3 separate regions of the Homo sapiens genome follow, and all the other regions are linked to region 1. A link is an interaction called in ENCODE POLR2A ChIA-PET data of the cell type or tissue named here. Cell type or tissue: GM12878. All regions are shown on one strand.

Region 1 (2,500 bases):
AAGAAAAGGGAACTTTTGCTGAGCTGTTTCTCTAGGCTAGGTGCTTTACACCAATAATTTTCTTTAATCTTCACAACAACTTTGTGAGGTAGCTATAATTAGTCTTGTTTTACATATGATGAAACTGAGGCCCAGAGAGGTTAAGCAACTTACCCAAGGTCACAAAGCTAGTTAATGATAATAAGTTATTATTTATCATGTGCCTGAAAAGCACATATGAAGTTTCTTTTTTTTTTTGATCCTATGAAAGATAATTATTACTTCTTCAATGCAAATGAGGAAACTGGGAATTAAAGAGCTTTGGTTACTTGTGGAAGGTCACTCATCTGGCAGTGTCAGTGCAGGGATTTGAAACCAGGTCTGTCTCATTACAGAATGTGTTCCCTTGATGTCCATGTTGCTCTGCAAATGGAAGAGCTGGGATTCAAATGCAGAGTCATGAGAGCAGGGCTTATGTCTTACCTATCTTTGTGTCACCATTCCCTATGACAGTGCTTACCATGTTGTTAGTGCCCAATAAATGCTTGCTGTAAAATCTAGCTCTGCCCTCCCCATAGCTCATGTTAGCTGCAGTGGGTTCCTATTGCTAGCTGCGTCCTGCCCCAGCTGCTCGGCTGCCTATCTTCCCCCGACAGTTTGGCCTTATCGTGCCTACCCATTGTGGCCTCCTTGACATCCCAACACACAGCATCTCCTCTAGTACTGTTGCTTTCCTCTTCTTCATACCTCTTTTTTTTTTTGAGACGGAGTCTCGCCCTGTCACCCAGGCTGGAGTGCAGTGGCGTGATCTTGGCTCACTGCAACCTCCGCCTCCCGGGTTCAAGCAATTCTCCTGCCTCAGCCTCCCGAGTAGCTGGGACTACAGGTGCACACCGCCACACCCAGCTAATTTTTGTATTTTTAGTAGAGACGGGGTTTCACCATGTTGGCCAGGCTGGTCTCGAACTCCTGACCTCAGGTGATCCACATGCCTCAGCCTCCCAAAGTGCTGGGATTACAGGAATGAGCCACTGCGTCCAGCGTTTCATACCTCTTTTCCCTAGCTATACATTTTCCTCTGGCTATGGCTTTCCAAAACCCTCCAATCCTGTTCATTCTTTTCTCTGTAGTTTTTCTGACTTATTCCAGGGACTTCCCTTTCTAGATTATAATCTTCTTAGTCTGTACCATATAATTTGTCACCTAATTATCTACTGTTTCACTTTCTGTTGGTTTCGTGGACATTAATCTTCTCCCCAGCCAACTGATGGTAGTCATATTATAATAACTCCCCAGATTGGTTTGTGCTCTGCACTTTACAAATCACTCCACTGTTTAAGACCTGTCTTTTTGCTTATCATGCCCACAGCTGCTCTGTGAGGTGGGACAGGAGGGGATTGTTATCTCCATATTATTGTAAACAAATTCAAAGAAAGCAGGTGACTTCCCAATGTCATATATGTAATTAGGGGCAGAACAGAAACTATATCTCAGGTTTACTAATTTCTGGCTTAGAATTTTATCTGCAGGCTCTTCTACATTTGTTTTTTTCCTTACCATTTCCCCTCTTGCCTTCAAGGGTCACTCAAGGCAGAACATCTACCTTGTGGGTTTTTAGGAGGTTTGGTTGGTGACCCAGTGAATGGTAAAGTAGCCCAGATATCAATCTTAGGTACTTCTCAGTGGCATCAGTGTTCTGGGTTGCTATTGCCGAGAGAATTCTCTTTCTGTGGCTATTAGGATTAATGTTGAACTAAGAAGCATTAGATTATTATGAATGGTCAGAACACACTCTCATGGAGATCCAGGAAGCAGGACAGGATGTGTGGTGCTGGGCACTTTTGTGTTGTGGCAATGGCATGAGTTTGCAAGCAGTCAGGCCAGAGTTTGAAATCTGGCTTTGCTGTTGTTTGCTGGCCTCATGACCCTTAGTAAATCATTAATCTCTCTGAGCCTTAGGGCCACTGAGAGAATGTATTTAAGGGCCACATAATGGCCTGTGAAAACAGTATTTGTTGTTGGTTTTTATTGCCAATACTACTTTAAGTTTAAGGTGCCTGAAGGGCATTAGAAGCCTGCTAGCACCTGTGACCCTTGCAGGTTACTTCTCGTGTCTTGATTTCCAAGCATTAGTGATGACTACCTTGGAAGCTATTGGCTGATAGAGGATGAGCTTGAATGCTGTTCCCAAAGTCTCCCGTCTCCCAAGTTTCCAGTGCCTTCTCAGGGCAATGAAAATAGTTTGTGGACAGCTGGGGGATGGTTTCAGTGTCAAACTTTGGGAGTAAAATCTTTCATGTTTTTCTGAAGAACTTTGGCATTAGAATTGTTGGTTCTGGAAAGTCAAGAACACAGTTGTTATTGAGAGATTTTAGTTATTTCTGAAACCAGATATTGCTCCAAAGCTGTTTGTTAAATACTTCCCTACTCTTCCTAAACCCCTGCCCCTCCCCAAAAGAAAAATAAATCATATTCAGACCATCGTGCGATGGTTATATCTCTGGCCTCCCTGGTCACCCAG
Region 2 (2,500 bases), 71 kb before region 1:
AGTACAAAAATTAGCCGGGCATGGTGGTGCCGCCTGTATTCCCAGCTACCCGGGAGGCTGAGATAGGAGAATTGCTTGAACCCGGGAGGTGGAGGTTGCAGTGAGCCGAGATCGTGGCACTGCACTCTAGCCTGGGTGACAGAGTGAGACTCTGTCTCCAAAAAAAAAGAGAGAAAGAAAGAAAAAAAAAAGGCCAGGCGCGGTGGCTTACACCTGTAATCCCAGCTCTTTGGGAAGCCAAGGCGGGGGCAGATCACGAGGTCAGGAGTTTGACACCAGCCTGGCCAAAATGGCAAAACCTCGCCTCTACTAAAAACTACAAAAATTAGCTGGGCGCAGTAGCGGGCGCCTGTTAATTCCAGCTACTCGGGAGGCTGAGGCAGGAGAATCGCTTGAACCCTGGAAGCGGAGGTTGCAGTGAGCCGAGATCGTATCTATTTTCACAGGTTTTTTTTTTTTTTTTTAATGGAGTTTCGCTCTTGTCGCCCATGCTTGAGTGCAGTGGTACGATCTCAGCTCACTGCAACCTCTGCCTCCCGGGTTCAAGCGATTCTCCTGCCTCAGCCTCCCAAGTAGCTGGGATTACGGGCGCCCGCCACCGTGCCCGGCTAATTTTTGTATTTTTAGTAGAGACGGGGTTTCGCCATGTTGGCCAGGCTGGTGTCAAACTCCTGACCTCAGGTGATCCGCCCGCCTCGGCCTCCTAAAGTGCTGGGATTACAGGCGTGAGCTACCGCGCCTGGCCCTCACAGGGTTTTTATGAGGATTAAATAAATGAGATAAGAAGTAAGAGTGCCTGGGATATACTGGGTGTTCAGAATGTGTTATTGCTGTGAGGATTTAAGTGGAAAAGTGCGATGTTAGGTATGGCTAACTTAGAGGTCCTCCACCCGCTGCAGATGCTCTGACTACCCACCAGTGTGCTTGCAGGAGGAATTCTTGGTCCCTTCACCCTCCTTCCCTGTTGGGCTGGGATGGTCTTTGCAAAGGGAGCCAGGGGTCCCCCTCAAGTTCTTTCATGGGTCAGTCATGGTCAGGGTAGGGAGGGAACTCTGGCAGCTGGTTTTGGGGGATCAATCCTCTCATTGTGGGGAGACCCAAGGCTGGTGGCTGGAAATCCTTTCTGCGCTACGTAGGACAGGGCGCCCTCTCCTGAACAAAGGCGGGAACAGCTCTAGGCCAGAGTTTCTGGGATGTGCCTCACCGGGTCTCACTGCCTGCAAAGGTGCTCTTCCCATTGCTGAAATGTCCCCAACCGCCCTGACGAGCAAAGTTTGGGGGAGGGGCGCCAGGGCTGGGAGGAAACTGGCTTAATGTTTCAGAAGGGCGAGGCTGGATAGTTCGGTTAGAATGGAGGTGCGAGGCAGGAGAGACGGGCGGATGAGAAAGAAATCCGGCCCCTGTTGAATTAATTTTGTGTTCTTTCAACAGGTAGATGGAACGCAGCTGAGAGGTAAGGCGACAAGGTGGCTTATCCAACATGCTCAAACTCAGGTATCCAGAGCTCTTCCGGCTGCCCTCACGCAGCCGAAATTAGTGGGGGCAGACCCGGGCTGTAAAGCATGGTTTGAGGACACGCCAGATTGAGGAGGAGAGCCAGGGGTCGGGGTCTCCAGAAGCGGGGAGGAGCCAGCGGAGGATCTGGGCGCAGTTTCCTCTCTAAGTTCCGCCCCGAGAGCGCCGGCCCCGCCCCCGCCGTTCGCGCTCTGACCAGCCCGCAGAGCCAGCCCCCGACCCCGGGCCACCTGGGCCCCCGGGTTCCGCCGGCACTCTCGCCACCACCGCGTGGGTGAGTATGGGCATGGATGTGCTGGGCTGCCGGGCAGCCCCACTCGGGAGCTTGGCCGCGCGGTCTGGCCTCTGCAGGGCCGGGCCCCACGCTGTGGGAGTCCTGGTACCTGCCGTCCTATCGCACACACTCTGTTTCCCAGGAACTGCTGCTCTCTGGACTTGCCGAGCTGGCCCCCTTCTTCTCCCTCCCCAGCGTGGGGCCGGGTGTGCAGGGGTTGAGCTCTCCCTTTATTCCGCGGGGCCTCCTGGTCAGGAGTCCTAGGTGGGGAGGATGGGGCCCCGGGGTTGGAACCCCATAGAGTAGTTTTGAATGGCAGCTGTGCCATTTATTAGCCTTGGCCTTGAGTAAGTGTTTTGAACCTCCCTGAGCCTCAGTTTCCTCATCTGTAAAATGGAAATATACAGGCTGTAGCACCTACCTCATAGAATTATGGTGAGATTAAAAGAGACAATGTATATCAAGTACAGAGCAGGGGGCCTAGTATTCCGTAGGCACTCAGTAAATGTGGGTTCAGACTCGAGGCTGAGGAGATCTCTAGGGACTTTGGAGCTGAGGTAGCTCCAAAGAAAGCAATTTTCAGCTAAGTAGTACCTGTGAGGAATGTAGAACTATCTGCAGGCTGAACAATTGCCCTTCAGCTCCACCCTGAGGTGTGGAGTAGAATGACCAAGTTGGAAGGACCTTAGAGGTAATCTAAACCATGTGATT
Region 3 (2,500 bases), 81 kb after region 1:
GGGAAAGGACTTTGTGTTTTTTTCTGCCAATAGCTATCAAAGTGTAGTCTTTAGACCATGGCGGGTGGCAGCAAGGCCTTTTCAGGACATCCAGAAGATCAAAGCCGTTTCATAATAATATATTATTTGCCTTAAAAAAAACTATGTATACCTTTGTACTGATGTTGCAAAAACAGTGGTAGGTAAAACTGCTGGCACCTTAACACAAATCAAACCAGTGGCACTGAACTACTAGTAATGACTGTATTCCTCACCTCCACACACTGTCAGTTAAAAAAAATAAAAGTTTTCAACAAAGAAGTAGAAATCATTAATTTTATTGAATTGCATCCCATGAGTTCATGCCTTTTAGTATTCTGTGTGATGAAATATAAGTATGCATAAAGCATTTCTGCTGCATGTAGAAGTTTGATGGTTATCTCAAGGAAAGCACTTGTGCAATTGAGTTGTAAGTTGACATACCTCTTTTTTTTCAGGCAGCACTATCATTAGTTGAAAGAATACTTGATAGATAACTATGGTTATTCAGTATTTGGCAGAATTTTCTTGTAAATAAATGAAATGCATCTTCTGCTTTAAGGAAAACAACTGGTAGTATTTGTTGCCAATGATAAAATTCCAGCTTTTAAGTGAAAACTGGATTTTAGAAAACTTGTATCTGTCACTGTGAAATTGACAGTTTTCCTGGATTAAAAGCTTTTCTGATGAAATCAGTGGTGATATTAATAATTGTGGCTATTTTGATATTGTATAAATGAAAGTGTCAACATTTGGAAGCTCTGCACTAACTCCTAACCAATAGTTTCCAAATGACAAGTGCATCATGTTACAAAGTCATGCATGTATTAAAGATCCATTCAAAGTGTAAGATAGACCAATGGATTTTAATGTTAGAGGGTACAAAAAGTTTATTCATATAGTTTGGGATTTCACATTGCAACTAACCTTTAAGAAACCTACCGCTTGTTGAGTTTGGGTATAGTCTCGTATAAGGTATCCACAATAGTCTGACTAGTAAAATATTCCTGTCTTTTCCAACTGCATATCTATGTTTTGATCTTTAGCCAAAACAACACATCACAATAGGTTGAATGTAGCTATAAGATTATGTCTGTCTTCTATTAAGCCAGACATTTAAAAGATTTGCAAAAATGTACAATTCTACCCTTCTCGAGATTTTTTCAGAAAACAATTATTTTCCATAAAAATATTATTTACATTAATATGTAAGAGATTTGTTATTGTTCTAAAATAAATTAAAGAGAGCCTGGAGAGCAGTAGCAGCCTGGCTGTCATCACCATGTCCCTGAAAGGTGATTTTTTTTTTTTGGAGACAGGGTCTCACTGTTGCCCAGGCTGTAGTGCAGTGGTGCAATCACAGCTCATTGCAGCTTCAACATCCTGCACTCAAGTGATCCTCCTACTTCAGCCTTCTGAGTAGCTGGGACTACAGGCATGCACCACCATGCTTGGCTTTTATAGAGATGGGGTCTCACTATGTTGCCCAGACAGATTTTGAACTCCTGGGCTCAAGCAATGCCTCAGCCTCCCAAAGTGCTGGGATTATAGGTAGTGAGCCACTGTACCTGGCCCTGCAGGCTGATTTTGACAGTGTTGCAGAAGATGTGAGGAAGCTGAAAACAAGACCAGATGAGGAAGGACTGAAACAACTCTATGGGCTTTAGAAACAAGCTATAACTGGGGACATTAATATTGAGTGTTCAGGAATGCTAGATTTAAAAGGCAAGGCCAAATGAGAAGCATTGAATTTCCAAAATGGGATATCAAAGGACAATGTGATGAGTATATATATATATACATATATTTTTTTTTTGAGACAGAGTCTTGCTCTGTTGCCCAGGCTGGAGTGCAATGGCACGATCTCCGCTCACTGCAACCTCCACCTCCCGGGTTCAAGCGATTATCCTGCCTCAGTCTCCTGAGTAGCTGGGATTACAGGTGTGCCCCACCACACCTGGCTAATTTTTGTATTTTTTAGTAGAGATGGGGTTTCTCCATGTTGGTCATGCTGGTCTTGAACTCCTGACCTTGTGATCCGCCTGCCTCGGCCTCCTAAGATGCTGGGATTACAGGCGTGAGCCACTGCGCCCGGCCAAATACCTGTATTTCTAAGCAAAGGAGCTGATAGAAAAAGGTTGAATTTAGGATAAAGCATAGGAGAAAATTGTCCTTTGGAAGCCTTCATACTGGTATCATGACCTAACATTTAGTGGGGGAAATGCACTTTTAACTCTATGTATCATCTACATTTTTGCTGTTAGCATGAATTGTAATAATTAGGAGTAAATTGAAACTACCTAGTTAACTAAACTGTGGTTACTTAAACTAGGTGTCTGTAAAAGTTCTTTTAGAAAAGTGTCTTATATTTTATTTTTATAGATTTAGGGGGTACAAATGCAGTTTTGTTACATGGGTATATTGTGTATTGGTGAAGCCTGGGCTTTTAGTGTACCTAGTGTATCCATCACCCAAATAGGGT

The links. ChIA-PET counts read pairs that join two places held together with the same protein. Peaks named below come from ENCODE experiments on the same cell type or tissue, not always from the same donor. Only the 100,000 strongest peaks of a DNase experiment are listed, where the experiment ranks them.
Region 2: POLR2A ChIA-PET joins it to region 1 with 6 read pairs; 3 of 35 experiments call an interaction of 5 or more read pairs at or near these places.
Region 3: POLR2A ChIA-PET joins it to region 1 with 6 read pairs; 5 of 35 experiments call an interaction of 5 or more read pairs at or near these places.

The regions. Positions count from the first base shown.
Region 1 is chr11:3,878,234-3,880,733 of GRCh38, forward strand. The region is part of intron 1 of STIM1 (stromal interaction molecule 1); the gene reads left to right. Among named protein-coding and RNA genes, the nearest start is that of PPIAP40, 14 kb to the right of the region's middle. In GM12878, no CTCF peak of the experiment used is centred here; a DNase peak (open chromatin) is centred at 1,378; H3K4me3 peaks cover 2,232 bases; H3K27ac peaks cover 2,500 bases.
Region 2 is chr11:3,806,863-3,809,362 of GRCh38, forward strand. It overlaps PGAP2 (post-GPI attachment to proteins 2), which reads left to right and starts at 1,698. Exons shown (of 7, transcript NM_014489.4): 1 at 1,698-1,789. RefSeq lists a silencer at 1,619-1,948. In GM12878, CTCF peaks have their summits at 1,152 (motif pointing left) and 2,437; DNase peaks (open chromatin) are centred at 1,174 and 2,419; H3K4me3 peaks cover 1,505 bases; H3K27ac peaks cover 509 bases.
Region 3 is chr11:3,959,693-3,962,192 of GRCh38, forward strand. The region is part of intron 1 of STIM1 (stromal interaction molecule 1); the gene reads left to right. Among named protein-coding and RNA genes, the nearest start is that of PPIAP40, 67 kb to the left of the region's middle. In GM12878, no CTCF peak of the experiment used is centred here; no DNase peak of the experiment used is centred here.